Regions from separate parts of the Homo sapiens genome. Here regions 1 and 2 are each linked to region 3. The links are chromatin contacts, found by Hi-C or POLR2A ChIA-PET in ENCODE. All regions are on one chromosome and are shown on one strand. Each heading gives the region's core, a stretch centred on a gene start or an enhancer-like site at or near the end of the contact. The rest is flanking DNA. Distances are from core to core; before and after follow the strand shown. Region 1 has its middle 27 kb from the start of SLC9A8. Region 2 has its middle 37 kb from the start of B4GALT5. Region 3 overlaps PTGIS (prostaglandin I2 synthase).

Region 1 (2,700 bases), core at 107-2,606, 240 kb after region 3:
TATATTTATATATAATATTAAATAATATATGTATATATATTTATATATAATATATATATTAAATAATGAAATATATTAAATAATAAATAAATAAATAATTTATTTATTGTTTTGTAGAGATGGGAGTCTCACTATATTGCCCAGGCTCATCTCAAACTCCTGGCCTCAAGCATTCCTTCCACCTCAGCCTCCCAAACGGCTAGGATTACAGGTGTGAGCCACCACACCCAGCCCTCCCTCATACATTCAAATGGCCAACTCCCTTGGCTTCCTCAAGTCTTTGCTTAAATGCCATCTTCTCAGGAAGTCATTTTCTGAACACTCTATTAAAAATTGCAACCTGCCCCCAAACACGTCTTGCACTCACTGTCCGTGTCTCTGCTTAAATTTTCTCCGTAGCACTCATACCATCTAACATACTGTGCATTTACTTGTTTATTTTTATTTTTTTGAGACAGGGTCTCACTCTGTTGCCCAGGCTGGAGTGCAGTAGTGTGATCATGGTTCATTGTAACCTCTGTCTCCTGGACTCAAGCAATCCTCTCACCTTAGCCTCCCAAGTAGCTGGTACCACAAGTGCACATCATCACACCTGGCTAATTTTTGTATTTTTTGTACAGAAGGGGTTTCGCCATGCTGACCAGGCTCATCTCAAACTCCTGGGTTCCAGCGATCCACCCGCCTCAGCCTCCCAAAGTGCTGGGATTATAAGTGAACCATCATGCTGGGCAATTTATTTATTTATTTTCCGTTTCCCTCTACTAATGAATCAGCTCCAGGAGTGCAGGGACCTTGTCTGTTTTCTACACAGATGCGTTCCCAGCACCTAGCACAGTGCCTAGCAGGTATGTGAATGAATGAATGAATGAATCCATGCATGCATGAATGAAGTATCCTTGTACAAACCATGAACCATGTACATGTTAGGTGTCTACAACTTGTCGTTTGAATTAATGAATAAAAGAACAGGCAAGGCGCGGTGGCTCACACCTGCAATCCCAGCACTTTGGGAGGCCGAGGTGGGCGGATCATCTGAGGTTGGGAGTTCAAGACCAGCCTGACTAACATGGAGGAACCCTGTCTCTACTGAAAATAGAAAATTATCCAGGCGTGGTGGCGCATGCCTGTAATCCCAGCTTGGGAAGCTGAGACAGGAGAATCGCTTGAACTCGGGAGGCAGATGTTGCGGTGAGCCAAGATCGTGCCATTGCGCTCCAGCCTGGGCAACAAGAGTGAAACTCTGTCTCAAAAAAAAAAAAAAGAAAGAACAGACAGCACCAACCCTCCTTGTAAGTTCAATATGAGGTTGATCTGAAGCTGCCACCCAAGGCTACTGATCAAAATATCCTTCTAAACAAGTCTGTCCCACAGTCCTGGCGTCTGATAATATGGACAGTCAGGCTGGCTGGCACCAGACTGGACCCAGATGAAGGAATGGAATCAGGCCACATTACAGGGGCAAGAGGAGCCTTGTGGCCAGAGGTTCTAGAGGTCAGCAGCAAGTCATGCATCTGAAGAGGAAGTTGATTGCTGTACCTCAAGCTGAAACAGAAACTGCGGTGGCTAGCAAGGAAGGGTCCCCACCTGTGCGCCTCAGCCCCTTGGCCATTGCCAGCTTCCAACAGACCACAGAGACTTTTGGGGGAAAACTTTTTTATTGAAGTGTAACAGACATACAGAAAAGTGCACAAATAAGGAAAGTGCACAGGGGAGCGATGGCTCGATACATTTTCACAAAGGCAGACAGCGGGGTAACCAGCCCCCAGCTCAAGGAACAGAACATTCCCCGCCCCGGAGAAGCTCCCTTCAAGTCTTTCCCATCCTAAGCGATAACCGTTATCCTGATTCCAACAGCAGTGATGATTTTTGCCGTTTTTTGAACTTGATGAAATGGCAGCACATAACACGTATTCTTTTGTGTAAGACTTACTTACTACAAACTTTGTATGTTTGTAGCAACAGCCTTTTGACCCTGTCTCTTCCTCCATGCCCTCAAAGAGAAAAAGGAACCTAATAATAACACAAAATAAAGCGAAAGCATACTTGCTTGACTGGTTTAAATGTGCCATCTGGCCGGGCATTTTGGAGGCCGAGGCGGGTGGATCACTTGAAGTCAGGATTTCGAGACTAGCCTGGCCAACATGGTGAAACCCCATCTCTACTAAAAGTACAAAAATTAGCTGGGCATGGTGGTGGGCACTTGTAATCCCAGCTACTTGGGAGGCTGAGGAAGGAGAATCGCTTGAACCTGGGAGGCAGGGGTTGCAGTGAGCAGAGATCGTGCCACTGCACTCCAGCCTGGATGACAGAGGGTGACTCCATCTCTCAAAAAATAAAATAAAATAAAATAAAATAAAATAAAATATAAAATAAAATGTGCCATCCATTCTTTCATGCTTCAGCCACCCAGTGGGCTGGAACTGTTACTGCTTCCATTTCAAATATTGGGAGGCTGAGGCACAGAGAGGTTAAATAATTTGCTCAGCCAGGAAGTGAAGGTCTGTATTTAAAGCCAGGTCTCTCTGATCTCCAAGCTCATGTTCTAACCCAGCATACACTCCTTATCAATAAAATGACCATGTATTGAACACCCTCTTTGGACTGAATACTATACTTCAACTTTATGTCCATTGTCTTATTTGATTTTCCCAGCCGTTGATGAGTAATATACCATTATCCTTGCTTAGCAAATGATGAAAG
Region 2 (2,700 bases), core at 31-2,530, 210 kb after region 3:
GCGTGAGCCACTGCGCCCGGCCCTAGTTTTGCATGCTCAGGGCTGTGAAACACATCCTCAGCTATTCTTGTCTGCTTGTTTCTTAAACACCTAGACCTGGAATTTGCAGGGGGAAAAGCATAAACCTGGGGCCTCCAATGCATGTTACTTAGGCAGGTGGTTGTGCATTGGATTGCTCTTGTTCCTGGGCAGGACAGATAGTGGCTAAAAGCCAGGCTTTGAAGTCCTGTAGAGCAGAGTTCAAATCCCAGCTCAGTATTTACTGGCTGGGTAATCTTTGGCAGGTCACTTCACCAGTTTGAGCCTCCATTTCCTCATTTGTAAAATCCTGCCTTCATTGGTCCTCATCTCACTTCTGACTCTAAACCACCATATCCCAAGATGGGGCTGATTAGAATGACTTCCTCATGGAAGTTACAATTATTGAAATTGTAATCGCTTGATGAATGGAAGTTCCCACTTCTTTTATCCCAGGCAGTTTCTCAAAAGCAAAAGGAAAAGGAACTAAGGCCAAAATCTGGGAACCTACAAAATCACTGGGAATGAAACAGAAGTGTGGGCATTAGAATGGAGGCTCAATATCCCAGTCCAAGATCTATGGATCTGGTGGAAAATAACCCACTAAAACTGGCTCCAACTATAATAAAAGGGGGAGGCTGGGCTCGGTGGTTCAGCCTGTGATCCTAGCACTTTGGGAGGCCAAGGCGTGCAGGTTGCTTGAGCCCAGGAGTTTGAGACCAGTCTGGGCAACATGGCGAAACCCTGTCTCTACAAAAATACAAAAAATTAGCTGGGTGTGGTGGTGAGTGCCTGTAGTCCTAGCTACTGGGAGGCTGAGGTGGGAGGATCACCTGAGCCCAGGGAGTTTGAGGCTTCAGTGAGCCATGATTGTGCCACTGTTCTCTGTTCTCCAGCCTGGGTAACAGAATGAGACCCTGTCTCAAAAAAAAAAAAAAAAAAAAAAAAAAAGAGGAAAAAAGAAAGAAAAAAAAGGGGAAATTCACCATAAGAAGTATCAGTCAGGAGTGTTTCTGCTGTTGCAGAAACCCAACTAAATTTGGTTGAAGCATGAGGAGAATCAACTTTTATTTTTGGTCACTTAATTGAAAACATCAGGACAAGTGCCAGCTTCCAGCACAGCTGGACCCAAGGGCCAACATGTGGCTCCAGGGACTCTCCCTCCGTTTCCAGTGCTGCACTCCAGCTTTTGCTGTGTCCCCACTCCTGGGTCAAGATGGCCTCTCAGCAACCGCAGAGCCAGGCAATTCTGTCTTTTCACGGATGAGAACAGAAAGTCCCAGAAGGAAGTCTCACTGGGTCTAGCCTGGTCACATGCCCATTTCTAAACCAATCGCTGTGACTGGGCCAGCCTAGAGCTAGGCAGAGCTGGCCCCCACGGACAGAAAGGAGGAGACCCGTAGCTCCCGGGAGAATGCAGGTGCTGTTTCCAGAAGGGGCATCAAGGCCAGAAAGGCAAAGACAACAGGTGTCTATTATGCCACCTGGCTGTACTTTTTGTGAGAACCGCTGTTATCACATGAAACACAAGGGCAGGAAGTGCAGTGGCCTCACACATTTCTTAAATGAGCACCTGAAAGGCCACCAGGAATTGTGGCAGCCAAATCCTGGTCTCTCTATGACTCTGCCCACAGGTTTCCTCATCTCTGCTTCTCTCTTTTCCCTCTCCCTGTCTTCTTCCCTGAGCCCATGAGCAAACCCGACTGCCCCATAGCACCTGACAGCACAACCCCTTCCTTTAAGCAACAGCCCACAAGACTCACCACATTCTCAAGACAGAGAATCTGATCACCTCAACCAGTCAGGTGCCCGTCTTTGTGCAGTCAATTCTGGCTGGAGGGCAGGGTTGAGTAGCTTGTACGCGTGGTTTCATGGGGTAGTTGCACCTGTTTCAAAGAGAGATGGGTCACCACAAACTGGGCAGAAACCACACGATATGTCCATGATGCTCTGCAGCTGAATGAAGTTATCTACAAAGAAACTGAAGCCAAGGCCAGGCAGAAGTCAGGCCTGAAGCTAAGAATTTGTTTCCCCAAGACAGGAACATTCCTGCATCTGGAGGCTGAGGCTGCTTGGACAGAGAAGTGCATCCAGCTGCCAAGGTGAAGCTCTGAAGGGGCCTGTCCATGAGAGCAGGGCCAAGAACGCCTAAGCCCACCAGTAAGATGCAAGAACACCTGTGCGAAATAATAATAATGATCATAGCTGGGTGTGGTGCCTGACAGCTGTAATCCCAGCACTCAGGGAGACAGAGGCAGGAGGATCACTTGAGCCCAGGAGTTTGAGACCAGCCTGGGCAACCTGGCAACCCCTTCCCCACACCCCTTGTCTCCACAAAAACGACAAAAAATTTTTAAAATGATAATAATATAAAATAGCACTAATAATAAATGTTATTCAGTGCTGCTGACCAGGTATCACTCTAGACACTTAAATGAACAGCATTTTTGCTTTTTTGTTTCTTTGTTTTTGAGACAGAGCCTCACTCTGTCCCCCAGGCTGGAGTGCAGTGGCACCATCTTGGCTTATTGCAAACTCTGTCTCCTGGGTTCAAGTGATTTTCATGTCTCAGCCTCCGGAGCAGCTGGGATTACAAGCGTGTGCCACCACGCCCAGCTAATTTTTTGTATTTTTAGTGGAGACGGGGGTTTCACCATGTTGGTCAGGCTGGTCTCAAACTTC
Region 3 (2,700 bases), core at 20-2,519:
TCACTGAGGCACACTTACGCACACGCACACGCACACACACAGGACCACGCTCAGAGGACGCGCCTTCACCTCCAGCCCCCTTTAAATGCCCCAGGAGTCCAGCCCCAGCCCAGCGGGCTGACCTCAGTCCTGGGAGGGAAACTGCAGGCTTTCATTTTGTCATCTCTGCCTCAGCAGAGAGTCACAACAAAGAGACGCAACCAAAGCCCCGGGGCCTCACCCTCTCACCCTCCCCTTGAGCTCCTGGATCCCTGTGCAGACAAAGACCAGAGACCAGGATCTCTCAGGAGAGGGGTTTTCCCAGATGAAGAGAGAATGGAAGCAGGAATGAGGGTAGGTGGGGGCCGAGAGAGGCCTGCGTGGTCCCTGCTCTGTCCCTCACCTGCACAGTGGTGGCAGAAGTTGTAAAGGTGCAGCCCACACACTGGATTCAGTCCACAAATGTGTTTTATCAAGGGAGTTCCTAAAAACAAACTAAAGCTTCCTTCAAACATTTGGGGAAACTCACACAAAATCCGGATTTCCTGCTCATCTCATCTTGAAAAAGGAATCTGGCTGACCTGCGGTCCCACCTGGAAACCTAGCAGGAGCAGAGTTGCAGCCGCCCCTTTTAGACAGACACGTGCTTGCCAGGCCACTGCGGTACTCCCAAGGCCCTGTGGTCTCGGTGACACTGCAGTTGACACTGGTCATCATTTATCATCACACTTGCACTGTTGTTTTTTGCTAACTCAGAGAACCATTTCCCGGTACATATATTTCTACCAAAACAGGCAATGAAAAATAAACCAAAAAAGTAAACCGGCCGGGAGAGGTGGCTCACGCCTGTAATCCTAGCACTTTGGGATGCCGAGGTGGTTATATCACCTGAGGTCAGGAGTTCGAGACCAGCTTGGCCAACATGGTGAAACCCCCTCTCTACTAAAAATACAAAAATTAGCTGGGCATGGTGGCGGCACCTGTAGTCCCAGCTACTCAGGAGGCTGAGGCGAGAGAATCGCTTGAATCTGGGAGGCGGAGGTTGCAGCGAGCAGAGATCGCGCCATTATTGCACTCCAGCCTGGGCGAAAGAGCGAAACTTTGTCTTTAAAATAAAATAAAATAAAATGAAGGAAAAGAAAACAAAAAGAAAAAGTAAACCCAGAGGACCACAAGGTTTTGCTCTGTGGAAGCGAAGCCGGCAGCTCCATATCAAAAGAGCACGGCTGAAGACAGGATAATCCCATATGTAAATACACACACGACCCACAGGCGGCGCTAGAGCCACAAAGAAAAATAAAGCTGAACCAAGCTGGGTCACAGGAGGGAGCCATCACGAAAATGGGACTCAAGAAAGACCTCTCTGAGCAGGTGGCGCTCGCGATAAGGCTTAAACGAAGTGGGGTGGGAGCCACGCAGACCTGTGGGGAACAGCATTCCCAGGCAAGGGAACAGAAATAGCAAAGGCCACAAAGAGAGAGCGTGCCTGACCTGCTCAAGGGGCAGCAGAGAGGTAGGTGGGAGGAGGGGAGGCCAGGGCTACAAGGTGAGGACAGAGGAGAACTTTGGGTGTGACTCAGTGAGGCCAGGGCCAACACAGGCCAGGCTGGTGGGTGTAAGAGGTGGCACCTCACAGTTCGGGCTGCCTGAACCGGCACCCCTTTCACCTCTGTGTCCCTCCCATCCAACTGGCCCATTCTCTTTGTATTTCAGGGGCTGCTGATTGATGGCAGTGGAAAGGCCTACAGCTGCCAAGCCAGGGGGCAGGAGCTCCAGCCCAGGCCTCAGGCCCTGAAGACACAGTTACCGGGTTACAGGTATGGATTTACGTCTGATTCCCCCTGAGCTGATTCCCCTGTGCCTGCCGCTGTACCATGGAGCCTAGCCAGACCCAGCTGCCCCTGAGCCTGCCTCTCCCCAGCCTATCTCTCTCTGACTTCTTTGTCTGCACAGGGACCCAGGAGCCAGGAGACCTGGGAGGATCACTACTGTGAACTTGCTGGGTGGTTTCAGCTGGCCCTCTCTGGACCTCAGTCCCCATCATACAATGCAGGGTGGACCAGACCAGCATCACCCACACCAATTACAGCCCTTGACACTGTTTGCACCACCCCAGGGCAAAACAAAAAGAATGGGGACTGTTCGTGTGCTGAGAGCTGTGGCTGAGAGTGCAGACTCTGGGACCAGCCCTGTCCTGACCCCAACACAGGCCTCTGGGCAAATGACTCAGGCTCTCCAGGTCTCAGTTTTCTCATCTGTCAAATGGAATATGTAAAGTCCTAGCCTCCTAGAGCGATTGTGAGCATTAAAAGAGCTGAGACACGCCGAGTCTACACATATGCACACACATATCATAAATATACCCACATGCCCATATGTGTCAACGAATGACTGCCCTTTATCCTAGAACTATGTTGCTCTAATTTCTTGGAGGGGTTGAAATGTCCTTTTTTAAATTAAATTTAAATTAAATTAAATTCTGGTTGGTTAAGGGCATCACTAAAATCAGGGAGCTGTCCTTAACACCACTCTATCCCTCTCACTCACGCCCACGCTCCCCCATCCCCACCGCTGCCCCAGTCAAATCTTCCGGCAGAGCCAGTGAACTCTATCTCCAAAAGCTACCCAAATTCTCACCACCTCCCTGGGCCACCACCATTCTCTCACCTTGGTGACACCTGGCAGCCTCCTGCTAGGTCCTCCTGCCTCCCTCTCCACCCC

Evidence for each region. A loop is a pair of places that touch in the nucleus more often than their neighbours do. ChIA-PET counts read pairs that join two places held with the same protein, here RNA polymerase II (POLR2A). Pooled maps may share reads with other maps.
Region 1: a loop to region 3 is called in a pooled map, with 2.9 times the contacts of the local background. The contact joins two enhancer-like sites. A Hi-C loop is called at or near these places in 1 of 37 single-sample maps with no recorded cell type and 5 of 50 pooled maps. POLR2A ChIA-PET finds 5 or more read pairs at or near these places in 2 of 52 experiments (CD4-positive, alpha-beta T cell and Panc1).
Region 2: a loop to region 3 is called in a pooled map, with 3 times the contacts of the local background. The contact joins two enhancer-like sites. A Hi-C loop is called at or near these places in 1 of 168 maps with a recorded cell type or tissue (PC-9) and 5 of 50 pooled maps. POLR2A ChIA-PET finds 5 or more read pairs at or near these places in 1 of 52 experiments (Caco-2).

The regions. Positions count from the first base shown.
Region 1 is chr20:49,784,440-49,787,139 of GRCh38, forward strand. No RefSeq gene overlaps it. Among named protein-coding and RNA genes, the nearest start is that of SLC9A8, 27 kb to the right of the region's middle. RefSeq lists an enhancer at 1,244-1,483. Within about 2 kb of position 1,357, at least 6 of the 41 ENCODE cell types and tissues checked have a DNase peak (open chromatin) inside an H3K27ac peak, as active enhancers do.
Region 2 is chr20:49,749,451-49,752,150 of GRCh38, forward strand. No RefSeq gene overlaps it. Among named protein-coding and RNA genes, the nearest start is that of B4GALT5, 37 kb to the left of the region's middle. RefSeq lists an enhancer at 1,383-1,472. Within about 2 kb of position 1,281, at least 14 of the 41 ENCODE cell types and tissues checked have a DNase peak (open chromatin) inside an H3K27ac peak, as active enhancers do.
Region 3 is chr20:49,540,647-49,543,346 of GRCh38, forward strand. The region is part of intron 4 of PTGIS (prostaglandin I2 synthase); the gene reads right to left. Among named protein-coding and RNA genes, the nearest start is that of PTGIS, 26 kb to the right of the region's middle. RefSeq lists an enhancer at 1,155-1,204 and a silencer at 1,660-1,936. Within about 2 kb of position 1,270, at least 3 of the 41 ENCODE cell types and tissues checked have a DNase peak (open chromatin) inside an H3K27ac peak, as active enhancers do.